Linked DNA regions of Mus musculus: all the other regions are linked to region 4. A link is a loop called in an ENCODE intact Hi-C map of the cell type or tissue named here. Cell type or tissue: left cerebral cortex. All regions are shown on one strand.

Region 1 (4,000 bases), 920 kb before region 4:
TGGGAATGCACTTGAGGGACAGAACAATGCCCTTCCTTCTAGTTTACTATAGACTCACTTAGCAGAATGATATTGTTTTGGAAACAAAATACTGATGTTATCAGCTACTAGCTAAGGGAATTCTGTTTACTAACTAAATGTATGTGTAAAGATAAGCAGAAACCCCCGGGCACTCAAAACACATTCAATTCTTTTTCAATCAGTTTTAAAGTTAAAAAACAAAACAAACCAAAAGAAAAAACAAAACAAAACAAAACAAAAAAAAACAAAAAAACAAAAAAAAACAAAAACAAAACCCCACATCCTCCAGAGAGGCAGGGATCGCATCACAAACATGCTCTGTACAATTGTAACAGGGGAATAGTAAACTCGAAATTCAAACCGTACATACACACAGCATCTAAAATAGTTATGGCTTACTTTCTGAATTAACAAATATGCACTTCAAATGTAGAACTAGTAAGAAAGAAAAAGAGCTTAATAGTCTAAGTAGTTACATTTTTTCAAGAAAAAAAAAAGGTGGGGGGTTAGCAACCTAGTTCTCAGAAGGGGTTAAAAAACAGAATGTTCAATGTATTTAAGATCTTTTCTGGGTCTTTAAAAATACTTCCCACTAGTCTTTTTTTTTTTTTTTTTTTTTCACACACAGGCCCAAATGCAAAGAATTGGCAGCTCATCTAGAAGCTTTGCCTCCCCACGCTACACAAATGGGGTTAGAGAGAGACAACTGGATTTTTCCCCATCCCCAAACTGCATCTGATCTTTCTCAGCATCTAGGCCATTAAAGGGGATACCCGCTGAGAAGAGTTTGTCGTCAGTTTCACAAAAAAGAGAGAGCAGAAAAGTAGTGAGGACCCACGTTCACTGGCCTCTTCCACTTCAAGAACTTGTGATCAAGCCAGTTGATCAGTGGTGTCTGAGTGTATTTTTCTGGAACAATGTTATGGAGGAATCTGTTCCAATTCAAGAGAGAGTTGCCAGTGGGGAGCCTCTCGTTTGTCATACCCATTAGCTTTTCTTCAGATAATAACATTGGAAAAGAGGACCAATTAATTTTTCAAAAAATCTCCCCCCCCCCATTAAAAGCATGAAAATAGTTGGGGGGGGGTCCTTAACAGTCTCGAGTTTTTCAGGCATCCTAAGCCTTAGCATTTCAGTTTACATGTTCCATGTGTTCGCAGCTAAAATGAATGTAATTCATAGCATGCGTGCTCTTAGCTGCTTCCTCTTACTTTCTCAAGGCTGTGTTTCTCTTACATAAAATCCACATTACTTGTTAACCATATAACTAAGTCACATAAGGTTTAGTCACTCTGTAATATGTTTAAAAGAATTCCAAAGCAAAATAAAAAAGTACTCAGAGATTTAACAGAGCTGAGCAATTGTGTGGACATATGTGGCCATTAGATTTTTTTTTTTTAAATCCTTCCTAACTGAGTTGGGCCTTGGGCAAGCTGTTAGTGGCTTTGCCACTTAACCTGTGTTTTCATTTTGAAAGAGGACTTGCTGTAAAAAATCCTAAAGTGGAGAACTATGTATACCTGGTGGTGGTTCAGTTAAGGAAGTCCCAGTTTCATAATTATGTTTCTTCATACCCTGCCCTACTGAAATACAAATGAAGCCACCAGTTTCCATTTCAATTTAGGAGTACTCTTAGTGATCCTGGAAGAGGCATGGGGTAGAAAATATGGTTGGTATTTGTTCCCACCCCTTTATAAAGGACCACACATAGGCGCCTCTGTCCTGTGAGAACAGCAAGTCAAATAAGAGACAATAAAGTTAAACTAAAAATCGGAGTCTCTTAAAACTAACAAACAGCCCTCAAAAGCAAAATTGTCTTTCCTTTCTTCCCATTTCCTTTTTCTAAAAACAGAATGGAGTGATGGCAAGGTATTTTCTTAGTATCTGACATCTACTAACACAGAGCTACCTTGCTTTTTGTGTTTGTTTGTTTGTTTATTTTGAGTGGGGAGTGAGGAAAAAAAGACCAAATAATTATTATTATTATTATTATTATTATTACGGAAGGGTAAGTGAAGAAGAAAAAAAAATCAAACTTGCTGAATTAGCTTAGGAGTCAGCGGGATCTGCAAATAAAGTGTTCTTGGGACATTTTTTTTTATTTTGTCATGTTCCGAAGTCCCTCAACTACCGAAGGCATGGAATGCGGCTCGGAACTTGACAATTCTGCCTCCTTCATACACTTTTTTAAAGCTGTAAAAAAGTGCCGAGGGCCGCTTTCGGATTAGTTGGCAGTATTTTCGGCGTGGCTGCGTGTTTTTGTGCATTCATACAAATACCTCTAACAGACACACTCGCACAACATCTATCTACACACAGCCATATCTCAGCACGGGCGATCACACTTTCGATAACAACGCTTCTTTAAATTTTACTCCTCCGCCATAGAGTTGTTTGTCAAAATGAGAAAAGAAACAACATTTTAGAAGAAAGCGCTGTGGTGATTCGGTTCCCATTGTTTCCCCCTGCGAGAGGGAGGGAAAAAAAAAAAAACAAGAAAGGCAAAGAAAAGCCTCCATCTCACCTGGCCTGCGCTTCATCCAAACTCTGGTCTGTGATGGTCATAATTTGCTGTAAAATGTCCCCGATGTCCTGCTTCCTCCCGCCCTCCCCCTCGGTCCCTCCGGCCCCATCCTGCAAGTGCTGGGACAGGCCGGGGTGTCCGGCCATCCCGACCCCAGCGTGGGAATGCATCAGCCTCGGCTGCTCGTCCATCTCTGAAGGCTCCGGCAGCCCCGGCTCTTCCTCTTCGGCTCCTCGGATCGGCGCCTGGGAAGCACCGAGGCTTTTTATCCTTCAAGCTGTCTTCAAATCCTTTTCAGGATAAACAGGGACCAGGGTTTTAAAAAAAGAAGAAGAAGACCAAAAGGGGAAAAAAAAAATCTCTTTGCCTCTTTAGAGGATGGTGGGAGGATGGGGAGGGGGAGGGGGGCGTGAAGGGGTTGCGGGGTGAGGGTGGGGATAAGGGCTGGTGGGGAAGGGTGTTGACTCCAAAAAAGCAAGAAAAATAAACCACCTTCCCACTTGGCGAAAAGAAATCAGAGCCGCCTTTGGGTTTTTCAGTCCGATCTCCTTTGCAAGGCAGAAATGGGCTCCCGGCGCTTAAATCTGTGGCTTAATCCTTTTGCAAATATGCATTGATCGGGAGAAAGGAGAGGAAGGCAGGGGGATTGCAATGCAAACTTTCCCCCCCACCCCCCGCTGCCCCCCACCCCCACTCCGGGCCAGAGTGATCTCAAAGGGGGTGGGCTGTAGCAGAAGCCAGATCACCCCCAGCCGTGGCGGCAGGCAAAGCCCAAGCTCTTTCCTCCTCCGTGTCTCTGCAAACTCCAGCAGCCCCGTCAGCCTCCTGCTTTTGTTTAGCCCAGGCTCAGGACTCCAGAAACATATACAGAAAAACCACAGCCTGAGAGGAGGAGGAGGAGGAGGAGGAGAAGGAGGAGGAGGAGGTGGAGGAGGAGAAGGAGGAGGAGGAGGAGAAGGAGGAGGAGGAGGAGAAGGAGGAGAGGGGAGGGGGCCGAGGGAAGGGGGGAGGGAGCGGAGAGGCCAGGAGGCGGGGGTCAGAGGAGGGAGGAGGGCTCTTGAGCCCCGCCCCCTTCTATGATTGGCTAGTCCTGAAAGTGGGCTCCTCCTCCCCCTACTTTCCACCCAGCGTCTCCTCCTCGGCCTCCTTCAGCTCCTCCTAGCCCGGGAGTCTTGTCAATCAGAGTTCAGAGGTGGGCCGGGAAGGAGGCGGAGCTATGACCCAGTCTCCAGTTCTTAAAGGCGCAGAGAGACCTTAGCTTCAGCTCTTGTCTGCTTCTCTTAGGCTCCGTCCTTGAGGGAAACGTGGCTCCACTTAAACGCAAGACTGTAAAATTAACACGAAAGCACACAGACGGTGTGGATCCCTCCGCCCCACCCCTCGTTCGTCTACGCGGTGACGCTGCGGTAGTAAACTTGATTCTCTGAAATCCTTAGACCTCAGGGAAACTGTTGA
Region 2 (4,000 bases), 190 kb before region 4:
GTAGGGGTTGTTTTGGTATTTTTTTGGTTGGTTGGTTAGTTAGTTGGTTGGTTGGTTGGTTGGTTGGTTGAATGATTGGTTTGGTATTGCAGTAAATCTCTAACCCAAATAAACCTGGGCAATGAAAACACAACTCAATTAATATGAATACATGCTGTGCGCCTAGATTGGGCAGATCTACCACTACACTACCATCTTCCCCATGTAAGAGACCCCTTAGAACTTGAAGTTTCTCCAGGGAGGTGCTTCTGCTCCACTTTCCTTCTTCCTCCTCCTCTGTCATCCTCTTTCTCTCTCTCTCCCTCACCCCTCAGCTCTACCTTCCCCTCTTTCTCTGCCCAATCACTGGCTCTAGCCTTTCTTTATAAATTAAGGTGGGAGGAAGGATTACAGGAAATCACCTGAGTGCCATTCCTTGTTTGCAGCCCCTCACAGAGGAACAGAATTAACATCAAATACAATTTGCCCCAGGGCTATCAGCAACAGTTTGACTTGGTTTTTCTTCCCCTGTGTTATCCCTTTTTTGACCTGTTTTCTGAAATAAATACTAGGATGCTGCTTCCCGTTCAAGTCTGTCAGTTTCCCAAGAGGAGGAGAGAAGGGCGAGTGGCTTTTACTTTCCTTCTCCACTTCCTCTGTTCACTTCTCTTGGATCCCTGCCCCCTCCCCACTACTCCCCAGAGCGTCCCCCCTCCCCATTGTCAATTCCTCAATCTAGCTCTCTCTCCCCAACCAGTTTTCTTCCTTATTAAGCCCGTCTAGTTTCAGGAAGTTTGTGAGGGCAGTTGGTGAGGTGAATTGTGCTCCCTGACACGGATGCAAAAGTATCCTATGATATAGTGGATCTGGAAGCCCCTATTAGAAAAGATTTACTGTTCTGTTCTAAGGTTGCTCTCCAGGTTGAAATTGGCTGACAAGGTCTCAACTAGCATAGGATTTATTCCTACGTATTAAATTATTTTTTTAATTAGTTCAACGCCCAGGTCATTTCTAAACCAAAGAAACGTAAAGCAAGGAAGTTTCCTGAAGTCAAAAGAAAACAGGCTGTGGTTTGAGTTAGTTGTCAAGTTTCTACCAAACTGTTTGCAGCCCCCAAGCCATTAAGCACGTGCACACATCAGCTTCAGCCCCAGGAATGCACATTCAGCCCAGTCCTTCACAAATGAATTCCTGTTGCTCCCAGTCTTTCCAGCCTCTGCCTAAAGACCAAATTTAATCCCACCTTCACCGCTGGCTCTATTTTTTAAGGCAGGCATGAAGAACATGTAGAAATCTTTAGCAGTAAGGCAGACCTCGGGCGTTTTCAGTTCATCTGAAATCCTTTCCGCATCCCTGGTTGTATGAGTACAGGAATACAGGAGAGGTAGAAGGCGGGTGTCTGTGCCTGCCAGATTGCGGGGAGGAGGTATTATTGCCCATGAGTGTGCACACACAGACACACACACAAACCCCAGATGGTAACGAGATGAGGGAGAAAAGCCAACAACACCAGGAGTTATTTTGGGACTAAAACTAGGAATCTTCATATGGCTAAGATTTTTCATCTGAGTGTTGCTCTTACATATGACAGGCTCCTCAGAGTGGTGCAAGCTGAACCATTGATCAAGTCAGATTCACTCCTTAGATCCTGAACCTTTGGGACTGGAAGGGGGACAAGTCAGTGGCCTTTTATAATAAACCAGAAATACTGCAGATTCCATAAAAGAGATGCTGTCACCATTCTCCCAGTTATTTCAATGAAGGTGTGCATGGAACAGTGAGATCCTGGGACAGTGCAAAGGCATACGTCAGCCTCTGCTTGATCATTAGCTGTACTGGGTATGAGGTATTGATGAGGCTAAGAAAATTGGAGTCTGATCTGCTTTTCAACCTGCTTTGGAAATATTTCCATCACGAGATGCACCATAGACACTCGTCAGTGGATTCACAACTTCGGGCTGTTCAAACAAAGGGTATGGAGGAAGGACAAAGAACGCTGAGTTCCAAATCAGCTCTGGGAAGATGGGAGTTTGTTGATGTCACCTTATTTATATATCAAGGATAGTAGTAGCATCCATATGCAAAACACATGGACCACCACTGCCGCCCTCCATTTTAAATAGTTCTATCTTCTTAATCAATATTAAATCTCTCTCTTTAAAGAAAGAAAAGATTCATTTTATTGTGTGTGTAGGAGGGGTATTTTATCTGATTCGTGTATGTAGTACCTGTAGAGGCCAGAAGAGGGGGTCTGATCCATCGTAACTGGAGTTAACAAACAGTCATGAGCCACACCATGAGAGTACTGGAAATGGAACCAGAGTCATCCACAAGCACAAAAAGTGCTCTTACCCACTGAACTCCCGTGCTCCCCAGTGCTCTCCAGTGCTCTCCAGTCCCAGTCAGTAAACAGTAAAGACCACTGAGAGGGCTGCTGGGAGTTCAGGGGTAACTTTTTTTTTATTATTTTTATAGTACTGGGGAGTGATTAAACACAGGGTCTCATGGAGACTAGGACAATGCCATCTGCTAAGTTATATGCCCTGCCCTCTTATTACATGTTAATTTTTTTCAGTGGGGGTGGGGAGAGTCTCAGGCCATGCTGAGGTGGAGTTTGAATTTGGAGTCTGTCTCTGCCTGGCCTCCAAAAGAAGCTGCGTTTACAAACCTAAGAAAAACACTGTGTTGGCCTTTAATTTCATCTTTAGTAAAATTCTTTATCTGAAGTTCAATGAAAATATTTTTTCCTTCGACAGTGTTTGAAAATCTTGCTTCTCCTGTGACCAGTGCTAATAACATTTTTCTCTTCTGGTGGGCAGCAAGATGTCACCATATTAATGTGCCAAGCTCTGTGTCAGATGCTGGACACAGGAACATGAGGATGACACCAGCCACCAACCTTGGGGGAGGGGGGCTAAATGGTCTAGAGACGAGACAAGGACATAAATAATAGCCCAATGGTACTGTGCAAAGTGGCTTAGCAGATGCATGCCCATGATGCTGTGAGCACACAGGAAAGGGAATGAAGACTCTGCATGTGCGGTACACTAACTCTCATTGCACAGTTTCCTATCCTAAAGCAAGGATGCAATCAAAGCTTATACAATGATATTGCCCTTGCCCTTAAGGGAGGTTTGAGATTAGCACAGCTTTGCAAACCTCGAGTAACAGCCACTACATGTGCATCTATTGCTGTGTCGAGTCGGTTGACTTTTTATGAGAATTATCTAGTTTCCCTAGTCCTTTGCATGCAGAAATTTTTCCCTTCTTCAAATCAGCGTTCCTACTAATGATTATAAAATATTATAGTCTACCCAGGGAGCTGGAACTTATCAGATAAAGATATGGGGCAAGGAATAAACAGACCCTCTCTAGTAGAAAGACTTAAATTCAAGCCTGGGATCTGACAAGGGGCCCTGTCCAACTCTTGAAGGAAGTCCATCAAAGAGCACTGTAGCAGCAAAGGCAAGGAGGTGGTGGGAGAGATTGAGTAATGGATTGCAAACCCTGTTCTTGCAACACATGAGACCTAGTCATACTCCTCTCCTTCCTGCTGTGTGATTATGAAGCCAAACTATTCCTTTTCTGTCCCAGTTACCTTATCAACTACTTGTTGCTTGTATTGAAGAATCCAGGTAACGAAGGTGGATAACAGACCCAGCAACACGTTTCCTTTCCAGAAAAAAAAAATCTATTCAGACTTGCATGTGTGAATTCACTAATGTAAAAGTGAACTCTGCCTTCAGACTCCAGTTATATGGTGTTAGTGACTCTTTTTTTTTTTTCAGAAACTACTCCTACAGACCACAGTAGATTGCTCCACTAGGAAAGCTTTGCACTCCAGAAAGAACAGACAGCAATTCACTCTCATTGAATCTTAATCACATACTCCGATCCACATTTGGAATAAAGACTGAGTTTTGCACCCATTTTCCAAATAAGCTTCTCCTACAGATGTAGAATTGTATAGCAGTGCCTGCAGATTGGATACCAAGGCAAGAATTTGGAAGTTGGCTCTAGA
Region 3 (4,000 bases), 1.4 Mb before region 4:
TGCTTAGAGCAGGTTAATTGCAGGATTACAAGGATGTGCGGAGGCCAGGGATTGATTATGCATGGCTCAAGCCTCCTTTGCTAAAGGAAGGTCATTTCATAATCTAAAACCATCAGCCCCTGCTGTTCCCCAAGAACTGTACCAGTTCCATTCCAAAGGTTTGCCTGCTTTAGACATAGGAAGTAGCCAAAGAAGCCCCACCCACAGAAGCTAGAGACCAGAGGTAATCAGCAGCTTCCACAGACATAGAACACCACTAAGTGTCTCCCTCATTCTTTCTTTTCTCCCAGGCTAGGATCTACCCAGCTAGCTCATGGTTGAAACCAGCTTGAAATTGACTGGCTTTTGTAAGGTTTTTGCACTTTGTTGTAGCTTCCATGTCTTTATCTCCAAGGAGCTTTTGGCAATGTCTGGGGGCACTCTGACACACATTTGTCAATAATGAAATAGGTAGGACACTATTGGCATTGAGTGGGCCAAGTCCGCGGGTGCTGCTTCGGAAGCCATATGCAAAACAGCCCTGAAACAAGAAAATATGAAGAGGAGAAGAGGTTGGAATGCTCAGTGGTCAAGAGTACTGAGGCTCTTCCAGAGGTCCTGAGTTCAATTCTCAGCAAACACATGGTTGCTCACAACCATCTAAAATGTGATCTGATGCTCTCTTTTGGCATGTAGGTATACATGCAGATAGAGAACTTATACATAAAATGAATAAATAATAAATGAATAAATCTTTAAAAGGGGGTACCTGGAGAGGTGGCTCAGTGGTTAAAAGCATACTGTCTGCTCTTCCAGATGTCTTGAGTTGAATTCCCAGCAACCACATGGTAGCTCACAACCATGGGATCTGATGTCTTCTTCCAGTGTGTCTGAAGACAGAGACAGTATACTCATGTACATAAAATAAATAAATCCTTTGGAAAACAAAGAAAAGAAAATACTCGGCTCAGATATCAACAGTAAGGAACATTAGAAACCCTGGTTTGACTGGAACACGGTCAGGTTTATTTCTGTACTGTATCTAGCTTCTACAATATGCCATGACAATGATATTAAGCAGCTAAGACCAAAATACTCTGGTCTCCAAATCCTGTCATATTTTCTGCCTGCCCCTATCTGACAGAAGTGCTATGGTCCCCGAGACCTAAAACATTTCTGTCTGTCCCAGGAAAATGTTTCTGATTTGAATCGAGAGCATCCTTTAAGAACTTCACACAAACAAGAAAAAGAGTATTCTGAAAATGTGTCTCGCTATATCAAATATCCCTCAGCAATCCGTTGTTTCTACCACATCTGGTGTTGTATTTTAGTTCCATGGCTTTCCCATTACCCCTCTATCATATCTTTTTTATTCTAAAGCCTCTTCCAGGCACTGAGCTAAGCCTGCTGCCATTAGAAGGCTGTGTGTTTCCTACTCCTTGGGGGGCCTGTAGCCCAGAGGGGGAGGCGGATATTAATTAAACCATCACCCTAATGAATGTATGATGACAAACCATGATCAGAACTCAGAGGCGGGAGACAGCTCTGATGACAGTTGACTGGGGCTCCGGGCATATGGAAGTTAAGTAGACTAAGACTGTGTGAATGTGTTTGTGGTGTGTGTGTGTGTGTGTGTGTGTGTGTGTGTGTGTGTGTGTGTGAGCTGAATATGTGTATGGGGAGGAGTGGGGGGTTAGCTTGGGGAAGAGGTGGCTCTGTGAGTCCGGCAACCTGGAGGAGAGTGGAACACTGGCGGATGAAGGATCCAGCGATGTGCTAGTGGGAAGTTGGTGAGGACCCAAGAAAAACCACGCAAGCCAGATGGTGTGCTGAGTCTTATCCTAAGAACGTCAAAGCAGAGAGAAGCCACTGAAGGATCTGGGAGGAGACTTGATCAGATTTGCATATGAAGTTCCTAGATTGTCAGACAAGGGAGAAAAAGTTGAGCTCGTTAAAAACTGAGCTATTTTGAAAACAAGTTAGCTGATTGATTAACTTTTAAAGACCCAATTAAGCTTTTGTGTCATCGTTTCCCGCCTTTATACCTGACAGAGTTTGAAAAGGGGCCACGTTCAAATATGATCGTCTTCCTTTTCAAAGAAGCAGGTTTCTGAGCAGAGGTGCAGCTGGAATTTACCCGACTGCGATTTCTAAGGTCATATTTCCTTTGAAGATCAGTTGAATATTTATGTGTGTGTGTAGAGGTGTTGGTTTTTGATGTTGCTAACATTTCCAATTCTCATGGTGAGTTCAAACTTCTCTAAGACTTTTAAAACATGCTTGCCAAAGAACCAGAATCGATAGCTCACCAAATAAATTCTCTGTGATGTCGACCATTTTTTCCTGTGCATATTGTGTTTTTTTTTAAAAAAAAAAAACAATTTTAATTTTCCTCTTCTCTCCTCTGCATGGTGGATCGTAGCTATTGCATTATGTTTTATTACTGTCTGGAACTTGTCTTTTATCAGTAAGGCCTTTGAAGATTCAAGTCCCAACCTTTCTTTGTGAATAAACTCAACCCAATACTCCACTGTGTGGGTTGTGAATTGGTATTTGTTACCTTGAACTTGTGACCTTCCTTTCTCAAACAAGTATTTCTACCCTAGATCTGGTGTTTTCAAAGCCCAGTACAACTGACAACCTGGATTGTACACAATGTTGCAGTGGTCCTCGACCTTCCTAATGCTGCAACCCCCTTAAATACAGTTAGTCATGCTGTGGTGACCCCCAACCAGAAGATTATTTTCATTGCTACTTCATAACTGTGATTTTGCTACTGTTGTGGATCGTAATGTAAATATCTGATATGCATGTAGATGGTCTTAGACCACCCCTGTGAAAGCATCATTTGGTCTCCAGAGGGGGTCCTGACCCACAGGTTGAGAACTATTGTTTCAAGGGACCATAGTAATACTTACTTGTGTATATAGTTTCGTGCTTGTGTCCATGCTGCAGAGAGGAAGGCGACTAGTTGCCATAGTGACCAGAAAGGTACAAGTCTAAAATATTTACCATGCAGCCCTTTATGGGAAAACCTTGTAAGCCCCATTCTAAAGAACATTTGCAGCTATTCCTATTCCTCTTACGTATCTAGTAGTAGACTTAGTAGCTGCTGTGCAGAGTGAGCACCCTTGCCTTGCTCCTGAAGCCTCTGTATTTTCCTGCAGGTTGGATAAGAGCATGTGGAGGAAGGACCTGCTCTCCTCAGCAACACTTCGCTAAGCTAAGCATTTCATCTGCGTTGTCTCTCATAATCCTTATCACAGTCCCGTAAATTAGATACTATTATCGTCACTTTGCAAATGAATACATTTACAAGCTAAATAACTCACAGGACTTGTAGGCAGCAGAAATGGGAACTTGATTCAATTTCTATCTTTGCTTCTGGACTCTGAGTGGCACAACTGTGGTGAATTGGTTAACAAAGGGAAAGCAGGAAAGAGGCTTCGGAAAGAGACCCTTGTTTCCTGTAATGGATGTAAGGCTATTAGCTGTGTAAACGGAGGCACGGCGTGGGTGCCAAGGCTGTTCAGAAGCCACTGATGGCTTCTATGGTACCCGACGTTCATTCTCTTCTGGAGAGGTTTTAGTTGCATCCTGAAGGGCACATGAGACAGAACCGAGTCTAGGAAATCATTTGACCTGAGTGAAGTTCTAACATGGGCCATATTCAAATCCCTTCTTCACGGTTGCCAGAACATTCCATGGGAATGCAGAATTACTAAAGAAACCACTCCTTCCCAGCCCCATCTGTCAACACTGGAATATTTGCACTTCACAAGCAGCCTGTGCGGCCCATGAGAGCATTGCTGCTGCCATCACAGGGCTGCCAGCACTAGCGCCTAGCCCTGAGATGCTGGGGACTTCTTCCCTGACATTCTGTGGCATTGCCTGCAGCAAAGCTAAACCCTTGATCAGCTAGTCAGGCTGACTTGACTGCTGTAGAACGCATTGGATGGACCTTTCTGAACCCAAGTTCCCCTTGTTCCCGGGTGCACAAACTGATGTGCGCAAACAAATT
Region 4 (4,000 bases):
CTGAAAGCCCTAGCAAGACATCTGAGGTTCTGGGTTAATGAAATCTTCCAATAGAGTAGCACACCCCAAGCAAAGACAGGACAGCTACCCTACCCCAGGCCCTTTCTAACCTTGCTTTATGCTCCTATTCATTTGTAGTTTTGATGACATCACTCATAAGGAACTGGTAGACATAAAGATACTGTTCCCCAGAGTTCTGTGTCCCATTACTGCAATTCACTGGAACAGGGAGGGCAGTGTCCCAATCAGTAGAAAAGGCAACAAAAACATGGGACCTTGGAAATGCAAACTGAGCCCTCTACAAGTTGGTTCTATGCTAACTTCAGGTATTAAGTGTCAGAACTGAGTTGAGCCCTAGGACATCCTGTTGGTCTTGTGGTATCAGCAGAGAACTAATAGGGGAGACCACCACACATTTATTTTAAGTATTATAAGAAAAAGAACAGGACTTTCCTCTACCCTCTCAGACCAAGCTTGTGCAGAGCAAACTTAGCATTAAATACCAATCTAGGAAGTAGAAGTTATAGAACGAATTGATTCCACAATGTGGAAAGGTAATTGCAAGACTGAAACACTTTCTGATTCTGTGGATAAGAGCGCCAGTCTTTCTCAGTGCCACTGTATACCTTGTTGAAGCTCAAGGCAGATCTCATCTCTTAGCCAAGCATCCAGACCTTCAGCTCAGAGCAACCACTCCTTGTTCTTCCATTAAGATGCATATGTGATGATATTTCTACCCAGAGTGTTTCCCTTTTCTAAAAAGTACAGACTCCTACTCATCCTGCAAAACAAAGACCATATGTTATCTCAACTTCTTCTTCAAAACTCTGTTAGCATTTTTAAAATACTGTGTAAAATGTTCCATTGCCTCCACAGTAGGACATGCCTGTCTCTCCCACTAAAGCCTGGACTGTAAACAGCTGGAAGAAACTAGGCATGAATTATTCAGCTCTGTATCCTTTCATGCAACACAAAAACCAAGCCCACAGGAAATGTTCTATGCAAGTCTAAGGAAAGGAGTGTGTGGTGACCTCTCTGCTTTTAGCCCATCAACTTTACCTTGAAGTCTGGCCATGTCAGAATAGAGAACAAGAAAGAAATCTCATCCCCAGCTGTGCTGAGTTCTACAGGACATGAGGAAACTCTGAACAAATTCATTTTGACCTTTCCTGGCTCATAGAACAGAAAGCAATAACGTCAACCTTAGCTGTCACAAAGTCGCCCCTCTCCAAAGTCACCTGCTGCTACCTCTCAAGGTTCTGTGCCTGCTACCTTCTCCTACCTCTCCATGTTAGCACCTTTGGAAGCTCAACCAGTCATTATCCACAGACCTCCTCATGAAAGATTTGTGCTCTCTGGCATGGCTGATGGAATTCAATCCATGCTTTCTTAGAATCCTAGAGAAAAATGTGTTCTACAAGAGAACCAATATAGAGAAAGCTTGGAACATTCATGAAAATCTGATGAAGTGATGGGTCTCTGCCCTACATTTGGGTCTGTCCTCACTGTTGCACAGCTCCCAGCCTGCAAACCCTCTTTTGGGTTTTGTATTTTGAGAGTAAAGCCATTTATGCACCAATTTTCAGAAGGGGTGGTTAAGTGGTCGCCCTGAACACAGATATTATCTCACCTAACTTGCTATGTAGCAGTGACATCTACTGGGGAACATTGTCACTTCAGGGCTCCTGTTTTTATATTGGACTTAGTAACTTCAAAATGTTCACTCAATTTATCTTCGTAGCAACCTTATGAGGTGGTTAATGTTATGATGTGCAGTTATTACATGATGATGCTGAGACTCAGAGCAACTCAGTAACTGGCCTGGTGTCACATAGCAAATGTAGGGCAAAGCTGGGATTTGAACCCAGAGGAGGGTGACTTTAGCGCCTGTTCTTAGCTATCAGCACTTGTTACCTCTTGGACCATACATCCTCTTCCCGTCAAATACACCCATTACACAGCATCTTCCCTGCTGCTTTTAACTCGGATTAGATATGTACTGTTTCTACCAATAAATCCTGCTCTGGTGATCACACCCATGTACGTCACTTCCTCTTTGTCATCCTAGTACCTAGCTCACTTATGAAAGACAATAGGTGTGCCAGAGATAGTATGGAATACATTGTGCATGAGTGAATGTCATTAATAACCAAAACCCAGTGTGTGCAGGTTTCAGACACGATATGTGGAGGCAGAACCATGGGAAAGAAGCAGCTGCTTCCTTGGAATGGTCACCTTTCACACAGAGTCATCAGAAAGTATATACACAAGACTGTAGTAAACTACATGTCAATCAAGGAAGCCATTAGAAGATCCTCACAGGTCTTAGGGTAGAGTCCACATTCTCTAACTTGGAACAAAAGATTCTATAGCAGTTGGGCTCCTACTGACCTCACTTTCCTCCTCAGCACCATAGCATTTTGTACCTCTGGCTCCAGAGTTGCTGTGGTTTTCCCAAGAAATCCTCTTCACACACCTGCTGACTCTGGCATGTCCTCTCATGGGAAACTCTTATTTGGCAGAATATAGCCCTTTCTACTTTGCCTGAGAGATCTCCACTTCTCAAGAATTGGATATCAGCTCCCCTGGAACCTTCCAGAGGAACCTTCCAGAACCTTCCAGAGGAAGGTTCCATCAATACTGAGAGTCTCAGCCTTTACCCAGCAGTACGGAGGATAGAAGACATGCTACAAGTTTCAGTTAGCCTATAGCCAAGGCTGAAGCCCAGGTTGGCGATTTAGTAGATAGGTGAGCCATGAAGTTTAATTATCATTCTGAATTTCAGAATTCCTCACTCATTTTCAAACTTTGGAAAATTAGAGGTGGTGCCTACTGCATGCTGAGGTAAACACTAATTGAACAGCTAAGGTAATGTGTTTGAAACAGTTCACAGTAAAAGGTGGAAAGTGTTGGCTGCTGTTTTGTTGTTCTAACTATTTAGTCGTCTCTCTTCCCACAGTCAGTAAGTTGCTCAGCCAAAGACTGTTTTAAGAGCTGGAGAGATGGAAGAGCAATCAAGGGTATGGTACATATTACTCTTCCAGAAGTTCCCAGTGTGGTTCACAGAGTAAAGTTATATATATATATATATATATATATATATATATAAAGTATAGTGGACATCCTGAGAACCTAGCTATGTACCTGTTAAAAAATGATAAATGTTTAGGGAAAAGAGGTTGCAACTTTAAAAAGAAACAAACAGGCTAGGGATATAGCTGAGCAGGTAAAAGCCAGAAGACATGAATCTGATATCAGGAACCACAAACAGTAGAAGGAAAGAACCAACTCCAGCAAGTTGTCTGGACTTCTGTCATGTCATGCCCCATGCTCCTTCCCCCAATCAGTAAATAAATAAAAAACACACATAAATGTAACTTTGAAACCCACTGCTTTTGTACCGTAAGATCCACCAATAAAAATATATTAAAAGAAAGATGCAGGCTCACCTTTCAAACATAGCCAGTTAGGGAGTCTAAAACTGTTTAGAGAGAGGGCAGATCAAAGAACCAGGTAGGACACCAATGGAGCACAGGAAGTGCATTTCACAGTGGCTCAACTCTGCTCTTCTCTGCACAAATGGCATTGGTGGTTCCATCCTCTCAGCCCCTCTGGCTTTCCAAATCCACCCTGTACTAGGACATCTTTTGAACATAATTGCTTCCACACATGGAGAGCACATTGAAGCCATTCCGGAGGGTCATTACAGAGGCAGGAAAACTGCTGTGATATGATCTTCGGTGGGTCAGGACTCGAAAGCTGGGATGGAAGCCATCTCTGAGGGTACCATGTGGACAGCTTCAAAAGGCAACCCACTCGCAAGCATCTCCCTGCCCTTCCTCCTAGGTGGATGGACATTCCATCAGAGACCTTCTTTTTTGAAGACTTCCTATTTCTGGGGAAGATCTCATTGAAATGCCAGAGGCACTGCTGCAGAAGACTAGCCGTGTGTGTGCATTTCAAAGAATCTGTTTCCCATGAAGAGCGGGGGAATTAAAGA
Region 5 (4,000 bases), 550 kb before region 4:
ATAACAAGCAGGAATACATTTTCATCAATGTAAAGACTTTATTATAACTGGAATCAGTCTTTGGCTCAGCAGGTGGGTGTGTAAATTGGTACAATTATTTTGGAAAGCAATTTGGTCCATAAAAACCTCACAAAAAAACTCTCAGGTGCTTTAATCCTGTGATTCAGTTGTTAGGAATTTCTCTTAAGAAAATAATTTTAAGTGAGGCTAAAGATGTATGAGCCATCGCAGGCACAGCAGCATTACTTAATGTGACGAACCATTGGAAAGTACTTAAATTCATAACAAAATGAATGGTCATGTAATTTAGGGTAAATTATCATGCAATGGAAACCTTGAAGTCTTTTGTGAAGCCTTCTTACCCTCTTATAAATGATCACAAAATTCTAAACATATGATTTTAATTAACAAAAGGAAAATATGACTTTTGGCTCTGGCCCATTTTGTGCCAAATATCAAGAAAATAATGAATAATAGATGGGTTTTATTTTCCCTGTATATTTCTGCACTTTCTCCAGCAAAGATAATTCATTTTGTAAACAGAAAAGGAATATTATAAAAGATAATATTATATTTTATAAGGCTGGAAAACAACTGTATACAAATCATGTGTAACTCCAGGCTGAATAATTAGTCTCTGTTTTTACTTAGTTTTATGAATTTATATTGTTTCTTAATTTGTGAAATGAATATATTAATAGTTTGGGACATTAACATTATCTGCCCAGATAGCAGACTTTAGAAATAGTTTTAAAGCTCAGATATTATGACTTATTCTATTGTTACGGTCTATGATTTCAGACAATTTAAGCTCTTGCAAATTATTTACACATTTAAAAACAGATTATTAATACATCTGAGCTTATTTTGGGTGAGTTTAAGCTTGAAAAATTTCATAACACTGCTAACTGGAAATAAAGCAAGTCTCCTTTAAACTTTGTATCTTTCCCCCTCCTTCATTTGATCTGCTGTCTCTTCCTGCTACAGACACTCTTTCACATGGAAGGAAAAAATTACACTTGTTTTTGTAATACTTGGCTAAATTTCAAAGAACAATATTCACAAGCAGCAGAATGAACTTGCTCAATTAAAAGCTCAACAGGATTTACATTGCCATAGTTAGCCAACCTTCACATTCTTAATGACTATATATTGATAGAATTCCAATTTCAATATTTCCTAGCACTTTGCAGAGTGGTTACAAATGTATCCAGTGATCATTTCAATTGATGCATAAATAATAACCTAATTATTCCATGTTGGCAAAATAATAGAATCTGACTCTTAGGTATTCACAGTCCCTATATCCCTAAAAGACATTACTTCTCTTCCAGTTGTGTTCTTTCTGATGAGCTAGCCATAGCCCAGGTTGGAGGAATTATTACAGTGGCCCCATAGAAACTGGAGACTTCCTAAATTTAAAGCAAGTCCACAATTACTCTCAGTAGTTAAGCACTCTTTCCCCTAAAGAGTCATTGTATGTTCAGCTTAAATATTAGCTCACTTTCTATAATGGCAGTGCTCTTAAAAAGACTTTATGTAAGTGCACTCAGGAAGCTAGTTATTTAATGCTATCCTACAGTGAATTCTTTATTATAATAAATACTTGTTACCAAATTTACCTTTTCTTATATGGGATTTTGTTTAATGAGCCATAGCCACATTGATTTCATTTGAATGAAGGGATGTTATTTCATAGACCAGCATAAGTTTCTAAAAGAGGCAATTCCTTTGCAATGGGGTTGTCAGTCTCTGTTATTACCTTGAAACCTGAGAAGTCAGAGACTGGTGTTGTGCTGGTATATTAGTTACTTTATGTGTTGCTAGGAAAAAAGAGTTTATTTTAGATCAAGAATACAGTCTATCATTGTAGGGGAATCATGGCAGCAATAGCTGGAGGCAGCTGGTCACATCGTATCTGTAGTCAGGAAGCTGAGAGACATGATTGCTCTGTGCTCAGCGCACTTTTTCTTTTTATGCAGTCCAGGATGTCAAACCATAAATTGGTGCCACTCACATTTAGAAAGAATCTTCACTCCTCAGCCGAATCTAGAAACCCCTTACAGACATGCTCAGAAGTTAGTTCATTGTGAATCATCATTCTAAATTCCTTCAATTTGACAAGGTTAGCCATCCCAGTAGGGAAAGATAGGTTCAGTAATTGGCCTACAACTTGCCACAGGTCTGGATAGCACAGGGCTATACCAGTTAATTCTAGTGGAAGCTGATAAACAAGGTTGCTCAGAACATGGAACAGTGTTCCTTCTGAATCTGTGAACACAGAGAGTCAGTAGAAGAACATGAGTGGGCAGATCCTGGCTGGGCCAGTCTATTAGCATCTCACGTGGGTTCCCTGTCTGCTGCTAACACCCCCAAGTTTCAGTTGTTATTTTTAAGAAATCACAAGTAATAACTTTCTCTACAATACACTGGCTTGTATTGCTGGGCTGGGAGATTTCTCACATCCTCCTGGGGGGAAGTTTGTAGGCAGGAGAGAGAGAGAGAAATTCCTTTGCATGGCATCTGTTAGTTTTCATAAATATTCCCATCATAATTGTTCAAGCTACCCACTGAAGTCTTAGGATTGGGAAGAAGTAGAAGAAATCATCTTCTCCTAGACAGCATGACCAGTACATTCTTTTCCTTTAAAATGAGGCTATTACATGTGCATAAATATATAAGTATGATCTGTGAAGTCCTCTTAATATTGCTTGTCCATACAGGGTCTCAGGGATGACTAATTGTCCCACTCTCAGCATATCTTAGTTACTGGTAACTCTTGTGTCCAGTATGAGCGTCCCCATTTGATGCTAGCGCACTATTGGTGATTTCCTTCTTCAGGTCTTGTTTATGTAGCATTGTTGAAGTATCATGTGTGAAGTGTCATTTCTAGGAGACACAGTCTCACAGCAGACTTTCTCATCCTCTGCTTATTACAATCTTTATGTCATCTCTTCTGTGATGTTCCCTGAGTCTCACATGCAAGAGTTGTGCTACAGATGAGTCAACTGGGGCTGGGGATCTGGTGATCACTCGCTCTCTGCATTTTGATCTATTGTTTTCTGTAAAATATCTACTTCTTTTGGTTGAGGCTGGACATTTCTCATTTTTGCTTTCACTATATAAACATAAAATACTGGCCTTCCGTATCCGTGTTGGCTTTTCTGAGTCTTGGCTTTTAAAAAAAATCCCCTTCCTCCTCCTCCTCCTCCTCCTCCTCCTCCTCCTCCTCCTCCTCCTCCTCCTCCTCCTCCTCCTCCTCCTCCTCCGCTTTCTCTTCTCCCTGGTATTCCTTCTCCTCCTCCTTCTCCCATTACCCATTATCTTTGTTCCCTCTTGTTCCCAGCTATATCCAGATATTTCTTTAATATTGTATCAGCGGATGTATAAGCACCTTCCTTCACCAGAGTTTGTTTTACTTCCTTGCCACACTCCCACATTCCTATCTTCTTTTCCAAAACAGATGCTTTTCCTGATGGTGATTTCATGATTCTAAATGATATTGAGGAACTATTTTTCTAGTCTCTTCCACAGTTATTAAAACTATTTTCTTTGTATATTGATTTCCACAGCAGTAGATATCCTATGCAATCAATTAATTATAGAATATTTATTAGGCATATTATTAGTACAGCAAAACTACAGCCAATAGTAAGATGACACTTTGTCTTGAAATTGAATTGACAAGAAAAGAGAAACATAGTTTATGGGAGTAACCTACCAATTTGACTTAAAGCTCTTTCACAAGATGGAACCTATATGTGAGACTGCTTGGGTGACCAAGAACCTGAGACTAGATAGCACAGGGATCTAGGAAAAACCAGGGTGACTAATTGCCTCCTTTTCAACATACTGTTGTTCTAAAAATTTGTAGCAATATAATGACCCCTAATGACATTCTGCTATACTCATAGATCAGTTGCCTTGCTCAGCCATCATCAGAGAAGCTTCCTCTTGCAGCAGATGGGAACAGATACAGAGATTCACAGCTAGACATTAC
Region 6 (4,000 bases), 920 kb before region 4:
TCACACTGATGGTCTACAGCACGTGTGCCTCACTTGGAAAGCCAGTATCTCGTGAGGGAGGGATGGTTGCTGCTCCTTCCTCTCCTTAGCCCATTCTCCCTGGCATGCAGCCTGAAAGGACCAAATTCTCCACTCCTTAGATGTCTTTTCAAAAAAAACAAAAATTAATAAAAGGTTTTGCAGTTGCCAGGCCTTGAAGGCTAGCATCTCCAATACTCCCACCCAGCTCGGAAAGGGACCCGGTCGGAGGCCTTTCCAGACTGTCTACAGCTATTTCAGTCCAGTTCTGCTCAAGGAGCAAGGTCACTTGTGTCTTTTGAAGTCACACACAGCTTCCTTCCACAGTCAGTCCTCTCTCTCTCTCTCTCTCTCTCTCTCTCTCTCTCTCACACACACACACACACACACACACACACACACACACACACACACCTCTCTAGCTCTTCCTGGGGCAGGGAGAGAAGGAAGTGTCCCATCCTATAACTGCTGTGGTAGTGGCATGCAGGATGGAGAAGGGTGGGAGTGAAAAGAGAAATAAGGGGAAGGGTAAAAAGCCAATCGGCAGCACCACGATGGGGGTGTTAATTGGATACAGACAGACAGAGAGACAAAAGAGGATTAAAAAGGGGGGGGATCGGTTTTTAAACCCTCCTCCAATTATTTGATTGAACTCAAGAGCAGATTACACTTGGTATAAACTTAGCTGAGGAGTGCCAGAGAAAGCTATTAGGTGCTAAAATTCAAATTCACTCACAATTGCAGCTTGCTCCCAGGTGTCTCGGACTCCTCTCTTTAGTAAATAAGGCTCTCTTTTCACCTTTCCTGACTTTTAAACTTATGATTTTTTTTTTTTTGGACAGAGAAGTGTAAACATTTTTTAAAAAGAAAAATTTTAAGTATTTATTAAATATTGCAGATCTTTTTTCCTCCTTCAGAAAATCAACATGTTTGACTTTTTTCTCCTATTCTTCAGTCCCAAGAAACCCATTTTCCAGCCCACGTAGACACAGGCAAAATGCAGCCTATCGCTAACATGTAAAAGGACAAGTGACAGTTCTTTAAAAGGAAATTTGATTGTAAATGACCCAAATTCTGTATTTAAAGCAGCTATGGTCCCAGACTGACGATACAGCTGGAAGGCACATCTGTAAAGTTTGTTGCCGTGGCTCTCAACAGGGTCTGCATGAGGCTGAGCGCAAGCTGTAACCTGAATATTTTGTTGGCATTTTATTTTTTACCTTAGCGTTTATATTTTAAAAGCATAAAGTATCAAAATAAACACTTCCCCACACTCAAAAGCAAAACACTCAAGTTCATCTACTTTTCAAAAATCCCAAAGTAATTTCTGACTTAAATACCCATCAATCAACTATAATTCAGTCCGTGCAGCCTGCCTTAGGTATCATGCACGTGTTTTTTGTTTTTGTTTTTTAAATACCAAAAAGGTTGATCAGGCATCTCTGTAAGTTTTCCTATTTACCTCAATCTTCCAACTAAATCAATAAAACCCAAGAAACAAAAGCAGCAGCAAGCCAACACAACACACCACACACACACACACACACACACACACACACACACACACACACACACACACACCCCAGCTCCTGGCCAGAGTACACAGATCTGCTCTACCCTGAATGGCCTCAGCAAGGCCACTTGTTCAGTGCTGTGGGCCTTGATAGTCCCAATAAGAAAAGTTCCAGGACAGCACAGAAGCATGTGACCTGGTCTTTTAGACCACCTTTTTTTTTTTACTAGTTTTGGAAAAAGAGAGGGAAACAGACAGACAGACAGACAGACAGACAGACAGAAACGGGCACTGAAATGAAAGACTTGTGCAACTTTCCAGACACTTTGCATTCATTACCCCAGGGCATCAAAGGCATGAAGATACACAGGCAGCCCAGATCCTGAACACAGAAATCACACGGTTCTTAGTAATAAAAGCTGATTTTAAACACAGTACTGTCTGCTCTACCACTGACACCTCCGTCTGTTCCCTCTCTCCAGCCTCCCAACACTCAACTGGAAGAATAAAAGCGAGTTCCTGCTCCCCCGAGTCAGGAATCCTCTCCATAGAATCTTGTTTTGTACCCCTCTTCACACAGGAACCATCACTAATTACATTACTTCATAAGCTATCCTTTAAGGCATCCTGTATCAATAACACATAAAACTTCAAATAATATTATTTTTAAGACTCCAACCATATTCATATTGACAATAATTTAAAAAAACAACAACAACAACCAACAAACAGATTAATATCTTCCAACCATAAGAACATCATTTTGGCCAATTCGACAATTTCTCCCCACTTCCACCCCACCCCCGGCACCGTAGCCAATATTAATCATGGGCGAAGTCTTCACTGCGCACCTGAATCGGACCTCTTTTCACAGCCACCCACTTTGATCTACACTACCTCAGCAGGTTTTAATTAGGAGATGAGAATTGAACACTTGGGCCATGATGTACAAGTCGGTGACCTCAGTGGTACCCTTCCCAATAAAAATACAGAATACAGTATCTTTAAAGAGAAACTCTCCTTCTGTCCCTTTAGTTCCGATTCCTTCTTATTGTGACTCTACATTTCATGAACCGAGATTAGAAAACAAAACAAAACTCCAACTTGATGAGAAACAAAACCCGCCATTCAAAGTGAATAACCACAGAAGACTTCAAACGAGAAGGAAAATTAGGAGAGAAGGAGACACATAGGCACACGAGCCCCCGGCTTCCTTCTCTGAGCTAATAGAAAGAAGGAAAGAAAGAAAATAACAAGACAAAATAACAAGAAAAACCTAAGAGGCACACTGAGGAAGAGCTCCTTTGATATCGGTATGCACAATCAATACATCTCTCAAAAGGCGCCTCTCATGGCTAAAACGACGCAATTATCAGCTCTGCAATAAGGTTAGGTCCTGGCACAGGCACCTGGATGATTCAGAGGTCTGGGAAGCCTGTCTCAGGTGCTTTGTCTGCGTGTTCCATCCCCTACAAGCACCATCCAACAAAGGAACTATTTACTAATTTCACAGACATTTGAAAGACCTGAGTAATTGCATATTCAATCAACAGTGACCCCTTGAAAAGATTCTTTTTTTTCTTAACAGAGAAATCCAGAGAGACATTTAGAGAGACCTTTAAAAGGAGAGACGTAAGGAAAGCCACCTTCCGCAGCCTCCCCCCTTCCCATGTGTAACTATCAATGTATATCAACCGAGCATGCAATCATATCTATTGTCACTTTCATTTATGTCATGCCCTTGCTTATATGGTTTAGATATGAATTATTGACTGTTATACACCTTGTTGTAAAAAATAAATAAATATACGGGATGGCAGGTACTTTGCCCGGCTTTAAAGTGGGCGAGAAAGTCAGAGACCAGCAGCCGCTCCCTGTCTGCATGCACCCCCCCAGTCCCTCTTTATGCCCTGGCGTTAGATCGCCTTCCCCACCCTTTCTTCTTACAAGGGAGCGATTTAACCCACTTTGGAAAATTAAGGACCAAGATAAAGAAACAAGAGGACAGTTGCTAAGTGGCCTTTCTCCGCACATCTGTTGTTTAAGAACACCTCTGATTGATGACTGCGATTTTTTAATTGTTGCTTTAAAATTTAAATGCCCTCCTGGGATGTGTTATAAGTGTGTTAGTCTATGATATGAGGCTCAGAAAGTAGCAAAACAAGAGAGGGAATGATCTCTGGATAACATAGTGCCCTAAATCTAAAGAGGGTCGGTCCCTGCTAGAAAAACCAGAGGCCATTCAAAAGCCCGTTCACCTAATATTGAATTGGACATTCCACAAAGGTATTCCAAGACACTCTTTTGAGAACCTCAAGTTGGTGACTCTGTGTAAATACAAAGAACAAAGTGGCCAAAAAAGAAAGGAAACAACAGCTTAGCTCTTACTCCCCTGCCCAACAGCAGGGGTGAGAGATGGGGGTCAGTCATTGTAGACAAAAATCTATTTCTTCAGGAAATGGATTTTTA
Region 7 (4,000 bases), 74 kb after region 4:
CATCCTTCATTTATGTTCCTTCTTCTGGCTTTGGAAATCAGTTACTGACATTTACTGAGTAAACACCTCCCAGGTAAAAGCTTAGGATGCTAGGACAGTGGATATTGTCATCCCAGGAGAATCTAGAAACACTGAATAACCCTCTAGGTATGTCTGTGATGAGTTTTCAGATTGGGTTAGTTGGGGTGGGGCACATCACTCCGTGGGCTAAGACCTCAGACCGCACGAGATGCAGAAGAGGAATTGACCATCAGTGGTCATCTCTTTCTGCTTCCTGAATGCAGATGCAATGTAGTCAGAGGCCTCAGGCCTCCACTGCTGTGAGTTCCCTACCGTGACAGACTCAGACTGCACCCTTAAACTGTGAGCCAAAATAAGTTTTTCCTTTCTTAAATTGCTTTGTCCAGGTGTATTGTCACTGTAAGGAGAAGAGTAGCATGTATGGCCACAAAGATGAGTATGCCCTCAAACATTTTATGGCCTGATCAAAGATAAAACGTAGAAAGATATATTTGCTTACTGTATAATGAAGCTATGTGGTGTGTTAGTCTCAGAATAAGATATGCTTGGATTTCTTATTCACAATTTATGGATGGAGAAGTAATGCTACACATTGTTAAGGCAATCCAAATGACCTCGTCAATAAGAGTAATGAGTATTTAAACCTCTACTAACAGTGCATTCTAGTCATACCCCAGCTTCCCTGGTCTTCACACCTTTCCCTTTCATTTACTGGCTTCTTTTACTGACTTGTCTCTTACTGTTTTTATTATCCTATATTATTTAGCCACTCTTTTAATGGGACTTTTTTTATTGGCATTTCAAATCCACTGGATCTCCATACTAATTGTTTTGTTCACTGGCCAAACATAGATGTTTACATACATGAAAGGAGTTAGAAGGAGGGGCTTTGTGAGGTCTTGGAGGGAGGAAAGGGAGAAAGCAACATAATTATATTTTAATTAAAAACTATAAAAAATATACAGTTGTTGAACAGATGGGTTTGTGGGTAGTACTACAGGCTTGACTCCTTTCTTCCTCTTGTTGTAATGCTAATATGTCCACAGTAGCATTTACAGGCTTCAGTGAAATGTTATATGAGTTCATAAAAACAATTAAAATTATTGACTAAACCTAAGTACAAAAGGCAAAAGTGTTCATGTAGGGTTTATCAATATCCAACCCACTGGAGACCTCTTTCTTCAGGATTGTTAAAAATTCAGGTTCCTGGGCCCCTTCTTTGGCACACTACATAGGAGCCTGAAAATGTGCATTTTGACCCATCTGCCAGGCTACTGGTGTGCACTCCAAAGTTTGGGACTAACAGAGGAGTTACAGATGGAAGTTGAGGCTTGGGAAACAGCAATATTAAATATTTTTGTAGATAAAGAATTAAGGAACAGATTTATTCAGTCATTTGTCACAAATCACATAGCTCGTAAGTCGGGATTTGGTGTCAAGACCTTTTCTGGTAGACTCGATTGGCTTTAGGGAATCATCTTTTACTTCTTTTCATCTCTCCAATGCAGTACTTCATCAATAAATGCTTACTGAACGAGCCAATGGCTTATACTGTGCAGGGAGGTTGAGTGATTGCCCTAACTCTCACAACTCTTGGCAGCTAAGGATCCTCATTTATATGAACCTCCTCCCAGCCAAACCTTCAAGTCCCAGACATTAAAACCCAGGGTCTGGCAAAGGCAGGAAGCAGACAGACTGCAAAGGCTCTGCTCATGGCACAGTATATCCCTGTCTGGCCAGGAGAGAGTTCATCATGGGACAGGAACAGCTAAGGAGTAGGGAGAAAGCAAGACTAATGTGGAAGAGAAGGCAGGGAAGAGCTCCAATCTGGCCAGGATGCTTGTTTTACAGCCTCTCTCTCTCTCTCTCTCTCTCTCTCTCTCTCTCTCTCTCTCTCTCTCTCTCTCTCTCTCTCTCTCTCTCTTTCTCTCTCTCTCTCTCTCTCTCTTTCTCTCTCTCTCTCTTTCTCTCTCTCTCTCTCTCTCTCTCTCTCTTTCTCCTCTCTCTTCTCTTTCTTCTCTCTTCTCTCTCTCTCTTTCTCTATCTGTGTGTGTGTCCATCCCTCTCTCTGTCTTTCACTCTGTCCCTCCCTCCTCTCCTCCTTCCTCCCCTCCCTCCTTCTCCCCCTCTCCAGCCTAAAGTTTAACGTAGCTTTCGATCAGGGCCTGTACATCATATCCAGTTCTATGGCCCCATCATTCCTTTACATTTCCAACTGAGGACTTAACGGCAACAACAATAAAAGCAAGAAGATTGCTAAGTTTTATTTTTACCAGAGGTTTCAAAAAAAGAGAAAGGGGAGAAGAAAGAAAGAAACCCCACTCTGACAACATCCCGTGTCCCATCACATCCTATTTTTACAGGCTAGCTGTGGGGTGTGTGATCCACAGCCAGAAATAAAACAGAACTGGAAGAGTCAGCCATCTGTCTGGAAGCTCACACAGTCCCAGATGGTATATCCTTCCTGGCTTTCTGGTAACAATCTCCTCTGTCTAACGAAATGAGGCAGAAATTGCCCAGTGAGTTAGTGGGGGTGATGGACTCTTGTTCTCCCAGCTCTGGCAATAGGACCTGAGATTCCCCCAGCAATACCTAGCTCATTTGTGCATATTATCTTCCCCTTGCTATGATCATGCACCACCTATTCCTCTGTACTCATTTTCTACCATACCCCTTTGCCACGAGTTTTACAAAAGGAGGAACTGTTTCCTCTCCTTCTCATGCACCCAGTCCTAGGCCACCTGCAGGATAATTGTTACACATAGTAGGGATGAATGCCCACCTGGGTAGCTGACTTGCTTACTAATATCCGAGCAAGTGGCTGGAGATCAGGAAACTGTTCCTCACAAGTCTGACAACTATGATCTACCTTTACCTATTATCTTGGTTGCTTTTCTATCACTGTGATAAGTCGTCATGACCAAGGTAACTTATAATTCAGCTTATGGTTTCAGAGAGTTCAGAGAGACCATGATGGCAGAGTAAAGGGACAACAGTAAGTTCACATCATGAACCACAACCAAAAGACAGAGAAGGAACACTGGGAACTGCACAAATCCCGCTCCCACTGACACCTCCTCCAACAAGGTCACACCTAGTAGTCCCTCCCAAACAGTTCTACCACCTGAGGACCAAGTCTTCAAATATATGAACCTATGGGAGGCTTTCTCATTCAAACCGCCATACCTCCTCAGTCCCTTCCCTAGAGGCAATTTTTGAAGATCAATGCCCAACCTAAATGCACACGATTTTAAAGCTATAGATTCTGGAAGGGGGAAGGGAAGGTCCTCAGTTTCACGTCCCAGTGACCAGGGCTTGGCCTCAGACACTGCTGTGACTTCAACTTCACTCACTTTATTGTGGCCTAAGGCCACTTCAGAGGATCCTATCAGCTTTGATATGGTTGTCTTCCAGAACAAAGCTTAATATTATTTAAAGGAAGAGAACAAAACAATATATTTAGTCTTCATTTCCGTAAAAGATGGAAGAAATTCAAGGAAGAAGGAAAAAATGCACATTGAATCAAGAAGAAATAAATGAAAAAGAAATTTCAGGGACTGAGAAGACGAAATTACTGTACAAACTCTTACAAGGACTCTTACAGTCACGTCCAAGTATGGTCTGTCCTTGTGATGGATTTCTAGACTTTTGAGTACAGAAAGGGCAGCCACTCTAACCTTAAATTTCAGAATCCTGATTAAATCATACCATAACCAAATAATTAAGGCTTGTGTGTGTGATGTCATTAGAAAGAGATTCTGGGCTTCCTGTCTTCTTTTCAGAATCTATACCCCATGTATGACTACGAAGAAAACATTACTCAAACACGCCAGACCTGCTCCAAACCATAAGGAATTAGATAGATAAACACAGACCAGAGAAGAAAAAGAGACAGAAAGACTAAATGAAACAGAGTGCCCTAGATGGAACTCTACATTAGGAAGACTAGGTTGGGGGAGGCCAAATTCAAATATATTTC

What was found. A loop is a pair of places that touch in the nucleus more often than their neighbours do. Peaks named below come from ENCODE experiments on the same cell type or tissue, not always from the same donor. Only the 100,000 strongest peaks of a DNase experiment are listed, where the experiment ranks them.
Region 1: it touches region 4 in a loop (7-fold over the local background); 9 of 42 quality-filtered maps call a loop at or near these places.
Region 2: a loop joins it to region 4, with 5 times the contacts of the local background. A loop is called at or near these places in 3 of 42 quality-filtered maps.
Region 3: a loop joins it to region 4, with 11 times the contacts of the local background. A loop is called at or near these places in 14 of 42 quality-filtered maps.
Region 5: a loop joins it to region 4, with 9 times the contacts of the local background. A loop is called at or near these places in 2 of 42 quality-filtered maps.
Region 6: a loop joins it to region 4, with 5 times the contacts of the local background. A loop is called at or near these places in 8 of 42 quality-filtered maps.
Region 7: a loop joins it to region 4, with 6 times the contacts of the local background. A loop is called at or near these places in 2 of 42 quality-filtered maps.

What each region holds. Positions count from the first base shown.
Region 1 is chr1:168,428,769-168,432,768 of GRCm38, forward strand. Pbx1 (pre B cell leukemia homeobox 1) reads right to left here and starts at 3,401. Exons shown (of 9, transcript NM_183355.3): 1 at 2,546-3,401. The coding sequence starts at 2,736. In left cerebral cortex, no CTCF peak of the experiment used is centred here; DNase peaks (open chromatin) are centred at 825, 1,623, 2,283, 2,761 and 2 more places; H3K4me3 peaks cover 3,736 bases; H3K27ac peaks cover 3,653 bases.
Region 2 is chr1:169,154,830-169,158,829 of GRCm38, forward strand. The region is part of intron 2 of Gm39697 (a long non-coding RNA gene); the gene reads right to left. Among named protein-coding and RNA genes, the nearest start is that of Gm39697, 16 kb to the right of the region's middle. In left cerebral cortex, a CTCF peak has its summit at 2,204; a DNase peak (open chromatin) is centred at 1,443; H3K27ac peaks cover 211 bases.
Region 3 is chr1:167,944,271-167,948,270 of GRCm38, forward strand. No RefSeq gene overlaps it. Among named protein-coding and RNA genes, the nearest start is that of Lmx1a, 260 kb to the left of the region's middle. In left cerebral cortex, no CTCF peak of the experiment used is centred here; DNase peaks (open chromatin) are centred at 180, 1,789, 3,147 and 3,718; H3K27ac peaks cover 278 bases.
Region 4 is chr1:169,346,280-169,350,279 of GRCm38, forward strand. No RefSeq gene overlaps it. Among named protein-coding and RNA genes, the nearest start is that of Gm34477, 16 kb to the right of the region's middle. In left cerebral cortex, a CTCF peak has its summit at 1,654 (motif pointing left); DNase peaks (open chromatin) are centred at 827 and 1,645; H3K27ac peaks cover 243 bases.
Region 5 is chr1:168,798,911-168,802,910 of GRCm38, forward strand. No RefSeq gene overlaps it. Among named protein-coding and RNA genes, the nearest start is that of Gm34320, 69 kb to the left of the region's middle. In left cerebral cortex, no CTCF peak of the experiment used is centred here; DNase peaks (open chromatin) are centred at 2,371 and 2,917; H3K27ac peaks cover 454 bases.
Region 6 is chr1:168,423,587-168,427,586 of GRCm38, forward strand. The region is part of intron 2 of Pbx1 (pre B cell leukemia homeobox 1); the gene reads right to left. Among named protein-coding and RNA genes, the nearest start is that of Pbx1, 6.6 kb to the right of the region's middle. In left cerebral cortex, no CTCF peak of the experiment used is centred here; DNase peaks (open chromatin) are centred at 48, 1,949, 2,914, 3,425 and 1 more place; H3K4me3 peaks cover 3,279 bases; H3K27ac peaks cover 3,326 bases.
Region 7 is chr1:169,420,175-169,424,174 of GRCm38, forward strand. No RefSeq gene overlaps it. Among named protein-coding and RNA genes, the nearest start is that of Gm34535, 41 kb to the right of the region's middle. In left cerebral cortex, no CTCF peak of the experiment used is centred here; DNase peaks (open chromatin) are centred at 1,728 and 2,436; H3K27ac peaks cover 1,212 bases.